2 separate regions of the Homo sapiens genome follow, and region 2 is linked to region 1. Evidence: chromatin contacts called from ENCODE POLR2A ChIA-PET data. All regions are on one chromosome and are shown on one strand. The core of a region is the stretch at or near the end of the contact, and the rest is flanking DNA. Distances in the headings are between cores, read along the strand shown. Region 1 overlaps NCKAP5L (NCK associated protein 5 like). Region 2 overlaps DIP2B (disco interacting protein 2 homolog B).

Region 1 (5,621 bases), core at 651-3,150:
AAAAAAAAAAAATTAAAAACCCTTAAATAGAACTACCATTAAATCAGGATGTTGAAGAGATATCTGTACTCCCATGTTTATTCATTGTAGTCAAGATATGGAACCAACCTAAGTATCCATCAGTAGATGAATGGATAAAGAAAAGATGCTATATACACATAATAGGACACTATTCAGTCCTAAAAAAGGAGGAAATCCTGTCATTGGTAACAACGTGGATGAATCTGGAGAACATTATGTTACGTGAAATAAGCCAGGCCCAGACAAATACCACGTGATCTCATATGTGGATTCTAAAAAGTTGAATGCATAGAAGCAGAGGATTGCTTGAGCCCAGGAGTTCAAGACCGGCCTGGGCAACATAGCAAGACTCTGCCTCAAGGGAAGAAAAGAAAACAGACATGTGGATAGATAGCTGTACTATGAAGGAAGTTCCATAAGAGGAGTCTTTTGAAGAACTTTAAAAATCAGGAGAGAAATATTAAGCTAAAGCTGAAACCGTTTTTCAGAATTGGAGACATCAAGTGAACAGAAGGTAAAGACAGGTGGGGTTTACATACAACCAAAAGGGAAGGGTGTCATTCCACACAGAAGGAAAGGCAGCAACAGAAGTGAGGAGGCAGAAACCTCTGGGTGTATATGGAACCAGAATGACTCAGTGCAGCTGGATCTAAGGACATTTGAAGGTGATGGTTTCCTGCTTCCCTGGCCCATGCCAATAACTAACTCCTCTCCTATCCCCTGGCCGAATTAGGGAGTTGGCATCTTTTCAATATCCTGGGCATAACCAGAGACACATGCTGGGCCCCACAGGAGGAACCAAGGCAGAGAGGCTCCTGGAGGTGATGGCAGAGCTGACCACTGAAACATCAGCTATTAGTATTTTCTCCCAGGTCTGAGACAATAGGGCCTGGGAGGCTGCACCTGCACGGGGAGGAGTGCTGGGCAGATACCCTTCCAGCTCCTAGTGCCCATCCCCCAAACTTTATCTCCTGGCCTTTTTTTTTTTTTTTTTTTTTGAGATGGAGTTTTGCTCTGTCGCCCAGGCTGGAAGGCAGTGGCGCGATCTCGGCTCACTGCAACCTCCATCTCCCGGGTTCAAGCGATTCTCCTGCCTCAGCCTCCCGAGTAGCTGGGACTACAGGCGCGTGCCATTATGCCTGGCTAATTTTTGTATTTTTAGTAGAGACGGTGTTTCACCGTGTTAGCCAGGATGGTCTCGATCTCCTGACCTTGTGATCCACCCACCTTGGCCTCCCAAAGTGCTGGGATTACAGGCGTGAGCCACTGCACCCAGGCCCCCATCTCCTGGCTTCTTTCTACAAAAAGAATAGGCTCTGGCCAGCCAATATGCCTTCTGCACTCAAGCAACTCCAGTGCTCAGCTAGTGGGCACCATCCAGCCAGAGCCCAGAGGTGACACCCCAAGCTGTCAGCTCTACGCTGGGAGGAGAAAACAGCTCTGGTTCACCCACAAGCCCCCACTGGGCTCTGCTCTTGTTTGTGATCACAAACAGGAGTCAGGCTTTTGGGATTCTGCTCCTGAGATTCATGCAGCCAAACCGCGTGACCCTAGGTGAAGCTGGCACCCCTCTGGGCCTCAGTTTCCTTCCTGTAAAATGGGGGTGAGCCCTCTGACTCTGACTCCTCTCCCCTGCAGGGCACAGGAGAGAAGAATATCCCATCTAGAAAAGGACTGCAGCTGAGGAGCCAGGTCCCTTGTGCGGGGTAAGGGTGGGGTAAGGAGCTCGGCAGGGCCTTCAGGGATAAGCTGCTGGCTTTGATGCTGCCTTGCTCCTTCAAGGCCTGTAGGCTTTCCAGGAAAGCAGTCAGGGAGGAGAAAGGAAGGGACAGCAAAGCCAAGAGTTTTAGCCTTCTTCTAGCCTGGGGGACAGGAAGTGAGGTGCTGTCTACAGAGGAAGTGAGAAGCAAACCCCCATCCCCACCCCCCAACTTCCCCTCAGCCTGGAATGGAAAGAAAGCCTCCAGCTTCAGGAGCCTGCAGGCTCAGAGCTGGGGAAATAGAAGACGATGTGATGCGGGTGGGGGAAGAGAAATGATCAGCACCATCTGGCAGAGAAGGGGGTCTCCTGTCTTGGACACAATAAAACTCAAGGGGCCCAGGACATCCCACAGACTGCGGGAGTGGGGAGAAGAGAAGCCACTCAAGCCAAGTTGAGAAAGCCAGCATTCTAGGCCACATGGTACCCACATCTGCAGTCCTGGCCTGACTCCTGCTCCCAGCATGTGTGCCATGTCATGTGCCTCGGCACGGGCCACCCCCAACACTAGGTGGGGCAGGTCCTTGGAGCACTTGCTCTTATAGCACATGTCCTTTCTTTGCAACCCTTATCACAGCTATAATTATAAAACTGTTTAATTACTTGATTAACGTGGACTTTTTTGATCACCACTGTATCCCTAGAGATTAGCACAGCATCCGGCACACAGTAAATTCTAAATAATCTGCTGGCTGAATGAACAGGCCGCTCATATAGCTTGAGAATTCCTCAGAGGCCGGTTTGACCTGAATCCTGGCATCTGAATGAAGTTTGGTATACAAAGGTGAACAAACACTGCTCATGACTTGGGGCCAACTGGGGAACCCTGGGATGAGTGGTCAAGGCCAGTGCTATGGTCTGAATGTTTGTATCCCCCCAAATCCACATGTTGAAATCCTAATACCCAAGGTAATGCTATTGTGGGGCGGCGGGGCGGTGGTGCTGTGGGAGGTAAATAGGTCATGGAGGTGGAGCCCTCATGAATGGGATTAGTGCTCTTATGAAAAGAGGCCTGGTGAGATTCCTCACCCCTTCCACCATGTGAGGACACAATAAGAAGCCTCTGTCCAGGAATCAGAAAGCTGGCCCTCACCAGACACCAAATCTGCCCTTGCCTTCACCTTGGACTTCCCAGCCTCTAGAGCTGTGAGAAATAAATTTCTGTTGTTTCTAAGCTGCCTAGTTTATGGTATGTTGTTATAGCAGTTCAAACAGACTAAGACAGCCAGAAACAGGAGAGCCGACATAGGCGGCAGGAGAAATCCAGGCACACCCAGGTACTGCTAATAGGTAAGGCAACAAATACAGTAGACATGCTACGCTGTATTTTGGGTAAGAATGAAAAAAAGAATATATATTTGTGTGTATTTGGTATTGTGTAAGGAAACTCAAGGGATATACAAGAAACTAATAAATGATTATGGGGGAGAACGCGATGGAGGTGGGAGTGAGATTTTTTTTTTTTTTTTTTGAGACAGGGTCTCACTGTTGCCTAGGCTGGAGTGCAGTGGCTCAATCTCTGCTCACTGCAACCTCTGCCTCCTGGGTTCAAGTGATCCTCCCACCTCAGGCTCCCCAGTAGCTGGGACTACAGGTTCACACCACCACACCCAGCTAATTTTTATATTTTTTGGTAGAGATGAGGTTTCACCGTCTTAGTCAGGCTGGTCTTGAACTCCTGACCTCAAGTGATCCGCCCACCTTGGCCTCCCACAGTGCTGGGCATGAGCCACCGTGCCCAGCAGAGATTTCAATTTTCAAACTATATTTATAAAACCTGATGAAAAAATAAAACTGCAAAAAATATTAGAAGGAATCCAACTACTCAACAAGTTGATTTCCAAAGCTCCTCCCAGCTGTGGCATCCAACCTCTTCCAGGCCCCTAGGACAAGGGAGCAGGTGAGGTGGCCGGTCAGATGAATGTGGGGGCTCCAATCCAGGGCTGCTGATGCCTTCACATCCTTTCTTCTCCAGCAATCTTGCCCTGGGTTAGCAGAGAGGCCCTCCTAACCCCAGGCTGTGGTGTGAGCATGGTAACACCACTATTCAGAAGTTGGTCAGGGGCACTTCCACCTGGGTAAAAGTTGGGTTTATTCTAGGTCCCTGGGAAGGGGGACAGTCTGGTCAGGGTCAGAGGCAGAGGGCAGGGGGAAGTTTGGGGCAAGTGGGGTAAATGACCCTGGAAGTGCCTGGTGCTGCTGTGGGCAGGTTCTGGGGGTGTCTGAACAGATCCTTGTACAGAAGGGCCGATTACAGCTCCCCCATCAAGCCAGCTGGGAGTGAGGTAAATCAGCCCCTGGGAACTGCAACTGCTGAGAACCCCAGAGCCACACTACGGGAGTTCCAGGGCCCCTCACAGCCCTGCCTAGAAAAACCTTGACCATTGGCCTACCCAGAGTGTCTAAGGGCAGGGGCAATTTCAGGCTGAACTACATGAGAGTGAGGAGACATGCAGACCACAGGTCCTAAGCAGCACCTGTCACTCAAGCCCTGCAGGCAACAGCAGGAGCAGCAGAATGGGGTCTTCTCTCCTTTAAGACATCTATACATTAAAAAAAAAAAGCATAGTGGATATTGGAGAATTCCCAGAGTTCAAGGACCAGCATAAGGTTCACAGTGCTGTGCCTGACTGGGCTCTTCTCAGCAGCTGCTGGTGCTGGGTTTTAGAAATCAGTAATAACAGCAACAATAATTCACCTTAATAACAGCCTGGCCTCTTTCATCTGCCTAACTCCCAGAGCTGGGAAAATGGTAATGATTGAGCAGATGCCACACCCCAGTGGTGATGCATGATTAATCCAGGAACACTGGCTGGGAAACTGAGGCCCAAGGAGAAGGATTTCCCCTCACAGAGAACTACAGACACAGGCGCCGAGGGCTGCTGGGCGGTGGGGGGTGAGGGTGCCAGTTCCATATCTGCAGTGTTTTGGGAAGGTGCTGAAGACAGGGGTACTCGTTCCAGAGTCCTCCAGACTTGGGTTTGGGGAGAAGGTGAAGAAAGACCCAGATATGTGTCCCAAGCTCCCTCCTAGGCTGCAGCAGGGCCTGGTGAGTAGCCTTAGCTGGGAGTCAAGGCCTCTGTTCTTAAGCCCATGCCCCACCCTCCCAGAGTGTCACAAAGCAGGCTGACAGCTGCCTCAGGCACCTCCACATCTATACAGTGTGCCCAGGCACCACAGGGTAAGTGAGTGCTCAGCCCTCCGAACAGCCCCACGCCACAGGCACAGTCCATGAAGTGGGAGTGGGGAGCACCTTACAGCCAGGTAGGCAGATCAGATCAAGAAGAGTCAAGAAATGGGGAAGACTGCTTCTTGGGGACCCCAGCCCATCTCTGAAGCCCCCTTGCATCCTTGGTATTGATCCTAAAATAAAGAGATCCTTCCTACAGCAAGGCCTGTCTGGCCAGTGCCGTAGAAACCTGCAGAGGAGGTCCAGTTGGCGTCTGCCCTCCAAGAGGGCAGAGGACGGTGGGCAAAGCATCCTAAGAGACCAACGACCTTTTCCCACTGTGTCCCCGGAGGGAACCAGTAGAGACTCAAACTAGGAGAGAAGGATAAACAAAGATGGAGGCATTGCATATGCAGGTCCATCCACGGCCTGCTGCGTGCCTGGTACTGTGACAGATGCCGGGACAGACAAAATCTAAGCTCCTGAGAAACCACAAGGGCCAAGACAGGCAGCAACCAATGACCTTAGCCTCCAACCCTCCAGGTCAGTGTCTGGGGGAAAATATTATGGGTCTTGTTCTCAGGGATTTGAAGCTGCTTTTCCTCGGTATGTTACAAAGCTGACCAGAGCCCCTGGAGGGTCCTGCGATAACACTCTGACTCTCCAAGGGCC
Region 2 (5,242 bases), core at 797-3,296, 890 kb after region 1:
GAAAAATGACTTGAATGGGTATCTTCACTTTTAGGATTAACTTGCCTGACCTATGAACAGAAGTTTTTTAGGAGCTAACTTTTAGTGTGTCTTTCCAAAGCATAACTCCTTCTGTGTTTTTGCATTTGTATTTTGTCAGTTAACATAATATTTAATTACATTATGTGAAAACAACAAGAACAGCTGTCAAACAGTGTAGGAACACAGCTGACTTTAAGCAAACATGCAGTTACATGGCTGCGAGCACAGGTACGCTCAGGGTAGCTTGTGGCCTCCAATGCTCGGTGTGCTATGGGCCTCACCCCAGATGTTTTTCAGAGGAGATGCATGGTAACATGGTGAATCACTTAAGTGGGGGCTCCTTTAGAGAGCTGCTGTTGTGTTCATAATAAAAATACCTTACTTCTGTTTAATTAGGCTTTGTTGGCTGATAGCTAAAAGATTAAAAGAACCAAAACAAATTTCTAGGTTTTTGACATTATCACTTAAGAGAGAACATATTGGCTGGGCATGGTATGACAGTAATCTCAGCACTTTGGGAGGCCAAGGTGGGAGCATCACTTGAGGCCATGAGTTCAAGACCAGCCTAGGCAGCACAGTGAGACCCCATCTCTCCAAAAACCTTAAAATTAAAAAAAAGAAAAGAAAAAAAATTATTTTAAATTAGCCAGACGCAGTGGTGCATCCCTGTAGTCCCAGCTTCTTGGGAGGTTGAGGCAGGAGGATCACTTGAGCTTAGGAATTTGGGGCTGTCATGGCTTGTGCCATTGCATTCCACCCCAGCTGACAGAATGAGACCCTGTCTCTAAAAAGAATAAAAACTTAAAAAGAGAACATACTGAGTTGCAAGTCAATATCCACCTTTGTCCATTTAGATTGTATCTTACCTCTCTTCTTTTAATCTCTGCCACAGCTGAAAGATGTGTATTATCTTAATGATTATCTTTAAATCTCTAGATATATGGAATCTTAGTGATCTGCCAGATTCTAGATCTAGAATGGGTAGAGTAAGAAAAATTGTAGCGTAAAATAATGGATTATACCAGGAATATGTCAAATGTAATAGAAGTGATCTCACTGAGTATTTTTGTTTGTATTTTTCTAGGCGATCGATAGCATTCATCAAGTGGGGGTTTATTGTCTTGCTCTGGTGCCAGCCAATACATTGCCAAAAACTCCACTAGGAGGAATCCATATATCTCAGACGAAACAACTCTTTCTGGAGGGATCACTGCATCCTTGCAACATCCTCATGTGCCCCCATACATGTGTGACAAACTTGCCAAAGCCCCGGCAAAAACAACCAGGTAATATGCTGGCTTCCAAGACCTGGCACTAAAATTCCAACTTCAAGAAGCTGGGTTCTCTCAGTGTGATTCTTTCTCTACAATTAGTTTACAAAGACTTTGGGAGGCCAAGGTGGGAGGGTCGTGTGAGCCCAGGAGCTCGAAAACAGCCTGGGCGACATGGTAAAATCCTGTCTCTACAAAAAAAAATGGAAAAAATTAGCCAGGCCCGGTGGTGCACACCTGTAGTCTCAGCTACTTCAGAGGCTGACAGAGGATGGCTTGAGCCTGGGAGGTTGCAGTAAACCGAGATTGCGCCATTGCACTCTAATCTGGGCGACAGAACCAGACCCTGTCTCAACAAAAAAGAAAGGGAAGATGGAAAAGGTGTGTTAAGGCAGCCCGGAGGCAAACATATCCTTGAGATGCTTTTGGAGCTATTGTAGAAAGAAAGAATGTGTTTGTTAGGACTAGTCTTGGCTGCAGGTTGCAGAAAAACATAAATTGCAGCTCAGGCAAGAAACAAGCATATTTTTGTCAGGTAAAAAAAGTTCAGAGCTAGGTAGTCCAAAGGCTAGGATAGTCACTCCTCAATCATGTTCTTCTAGCTTCCCATCTTTTTGCTCTGGTGTTTTGTCTGTCACCTCTTGTCATAGATACGCTACAGAACAAATAACCCTAAAACTCAGTGCCTTGAAGTAGCAAGCATTTACTTTTTACTCATGGAATGTGGATCTGCTTGGCTTGGCTGGGATCCACTGGACTTGACTTGGCTCCAGGCTTAGGTTGGGTTCAGAGCTGTTCCATGTGTCTCCTCATCATGGGACCAGCAGCTACCTGGGCCGTATTTTTTTCAAGGCAGATGGCAGAAGCAACAAAGCAAGCCAAGCCACATGAGCATATTTAAAGCTTCTGTTTGTGTCACATGTCCTAACATTTCATTGTCCTAAACAAGTGAGACCATGAAGTATACTTATCCCATCCAGCCATAACTAAGACAAGAAAGAAAGGAAGGATTGTGGGAAAATAAAATAATCGGCCACAGCCATCATTAGCAACTGCCCCAGGGCTCATTAGGCTCCCCAACCTCTACATCCCAGCCAGCAGGTAGGAGGAAAAGGTAAAGAAAGGATACTCTTCCCTTTAACATATTTTCTAGAAATTGCACATATTACTTCCTCTTACTTATTATCCTCCCACACTAAAGAATATAGTCTTTATTCCAGGCATGTGTCCAGCTAAAAACTGGGGGTTCTGTTATTAAGGAAGAAGAATAGGATACTGGAATTGATAACTAGCAGTTTTTGCCATAAGACGTTTACAGAATTTTATTGGAAAATCAGAAGGCATATTTACAGGTACAGCAGTGTCTGCAATTAGCTTCCTGGAGTTACTGCTTTCAGTATCTTTCATTCTCTGTGACCCACAGACCCATAGACTCACGAAATGCACACAGAAGAACATCCAGGAACTGCTGCTGAATTAGTTTTATTGTTTTAAACTACTGCAAAATTCACTTTTTAAAATATGCCTTTATTAATTTTATAATGTAAATCCCAGAATGCACAGTTTACATAAATACACTCTGAGTCCCTGCCTGTATTAAAAGGCTGTCTCCAACATGATATATCTATAATTTGTCATGAAGTTTCTTAGGGAGGAATATTGCATATTTACTTAAAATTGTAGTAGACACTTTGTAGACTAAAACTGTTCACCAATTGGAATACTTTATCTTTTTTGAGTTTTCTGTTTTATTTTTAAATTTTTTAAACTTTACATTTTGAAATAATTTCACACAAAAAAGTTGCCACATGTCGGGAGGCTGAGGCAGGAGAATGGCGTGAACCCGGGAGGCAGGAGAATGGCGTGAACCTGGGAGACGGAGCTTGCAGTGAGCCAAGATTGTGCCACTGCACTCCAGCCTGGGCGACTGAGCGAGACTCTGTCTCAAAAAACAAAACAAAACAAAACAAAACAAAAAGTTGCCACATGGTACAAAGATTTTCCTTACACCCTTTACCCAGCTTCCCCAAATATTTACCCTTTGAAAATTGATTATATGATTTAAGTGATTTTGTCTCATCTGTTTCAGTATATTCAGGATCAACAGATTTTGATAGAATAAAAGATTTTTAATATTAATCCAGTATAGCATCAGCCTATTTAAAACCTAGCTGGCAATAAGCTTTGTTTTATCATCTTTTTGCCATCTTCTTAGTTCCGTGAGGCGGATGACCATGAAGAGAGCAACCTAGCACTTTTTTCTAGAGAGGGAGTGGGCTCCCCCGTTTATTTTGAAGTGTCGAACCTATGGAAAAGTTAGACGAATAGTATAGTGAGGAACACCCATGTAGCCTATCCTAGATTTACGAATTGTTGCTTTTTTTTTTTTTTTTTTTTTTTGAGACAGAGTTTGCTCTGTTGCCCAGGCTGGAGTACAGTAGCGTGATCTGGCTCACTGCAACCTCTGCCACCCAGGATCCAACCACTTGAGTACCTGGGATTACAGGTGTGAGCTACTACGCCCAGCTAATTTTTGTATTTTTAGTAGAGATGGGGTTTTGCCATGTTGGCCAGGCTGGTGTCAAACTCCTGTCCTCAAATGATCTGCCCCCCTCTGCCTCCCAAACTGGTAGGATTACAGGAGCAAGCCACCACGCCTGGCCTTGCTGACATTTTTTTCCCTGAGTTTTTTGTTCGTTTGTTTTTGTTTTTTGAGACAGGGTCTTAACACTGTTGCCCAGGCTGGAGTGCGGTGGCATGATCTCAGCTCACTGCAGCTTTTTTTTTTTTTTTTTTTTTTTTGAGATGGAGTCTCGCACTGTCGCCCAGGCTGGAGTGCAGTGGCGCGATCTTGGCTCACTGCAAGCTTCGCCTCCTGGGTTGACGCCATTCTCCTGCCTCAGCCTCCCAAGCAGCTAGGACTACAGGCACCCGCCACCATACCCGGCTAATTTTTTTTGTATTTTTAGTAGAGACAGGGTTTCACCGCGTTAGCCGGGATGGTCTCGGTCTCCTGACCTTGTGATCCGCCCGCCTCGGCCTCCCAAAGTACTGGGATTATAGGCGTGAGCCACCACGCCTGGCCTGCAGCTTTGAACTCTGGCACAAATGATCCTCCCACCTCAGCCTCCCAAGTAGCCTGGACTAAAGATGTCTACCACCATACCAGGCTAATATTTTTGTATTTGTAGAGACAGGGTTTTGCCATGTTGCCCAGGCTGGTCACAAACTCCTCGGCTCAAGTGATCTGTCCGCCTCGGCCTCCTAAAGTGCTGTGATTACAGGCATGAGCCACCGTTCCTGGCCATTATTCACTTTTTTTTTTTTTTTTTTTTTTGAGATGTAGTCTCGCTCTGTCGCCATACTGGAGTGCAGTGGCACGATTTCGGCTCACTGCAACCTCCACCTCCTGGGTTCAAGCAATTCTCCTGCCTCAGCCTCCCGAGTAGCTGGGACTACAGGTGTGTACCACCACGCCCAGCTCATTTTTGTATTTTTAGTAGAGAAGGGATTTCACCATGTTGGCCAGGATGGTCTCCATCTCTTGACCTTGTGATCCTCCCGCCTCGCCCTCCCAAAGTGCTGGGATTACAGGCGTGAGCCACCATTCCCGGCCATTATTCACTTTTAATTGAACAAATTTAATATTCTAGATAAACTCCCTCAGGCCTTGTAGATGACAAATTTCTTTCCAGGCCAGATATTCTTTATTGTTAAGCCCTCTTTTAGGGTTCTATTATGATTGGAGAAGATTAAAATATTAGTAGGAACCTGTGCAACCAGCTATCACCTCCTCAGAGTGAAAAATTCCTGTATACCCCAAACTAGAATAGCTGCCTCCTTCCCTCCACCCCAATCCCTGTCCCTCCTGTTTTCTTGTTTGTTTGGTTTTTTTCCAGTACTTTGCACTATTTATGTTTATTTATTTGTGTATGTATTTCTTGGTTACC

The links. ChIA-PET counts read pairs that join two places held with the same protein, here RNA polymerase II (POLR2A).
Region 2: POLR2A ChIA-PET joins it to region 1 with 20 read pairs in PC-9. The contact joins two enhancer-like sites. POLR2A ChIA-PET finds 5 or more read pairs at or near these places in 2 of 52 experiments (HepG2 and PC-9).

The regions. Positions count from the first base shown.
Region 1 is chr12:49,819,316-49,824,936 of GRCh38, forward strand. The region is part of intron 1 of NCKAP5L (NCK associated protein 5 like); the gene reads right to left. Among named protein-coding and RNA genes, the nearest start is that of NCKAP5L, 6.3 kb to the right of the region's middle. Within about 2 kb of position 1,901, at least 5 of the 41 ENCODE cell types and tissues checked have a DNase peak (open chromatin) inside an H3K27ac peak, as active enhancers do.
Region 2 is chr12:50,713,290-50,718,531 of GRCh38, forward strand. It overlaps DIP2B (disco interacting protein 2 homolog B), which reads left to right. Exons shown (of 38, transcript NM_173602.3): 23 at 1,106-1,307. Among named protein-coding and RNA genes, the nearest start is that of ATF1, 48 kb to the right of the region's middle. RefSeq lists a silencer at 4,673-4,863. Within about 2 kb of position 2,047, at least 2 of the 41 ENCODE cell types and tissues checked have a DNase peak (open chromatin) inside an H3K27ac peak, as active enhancers do.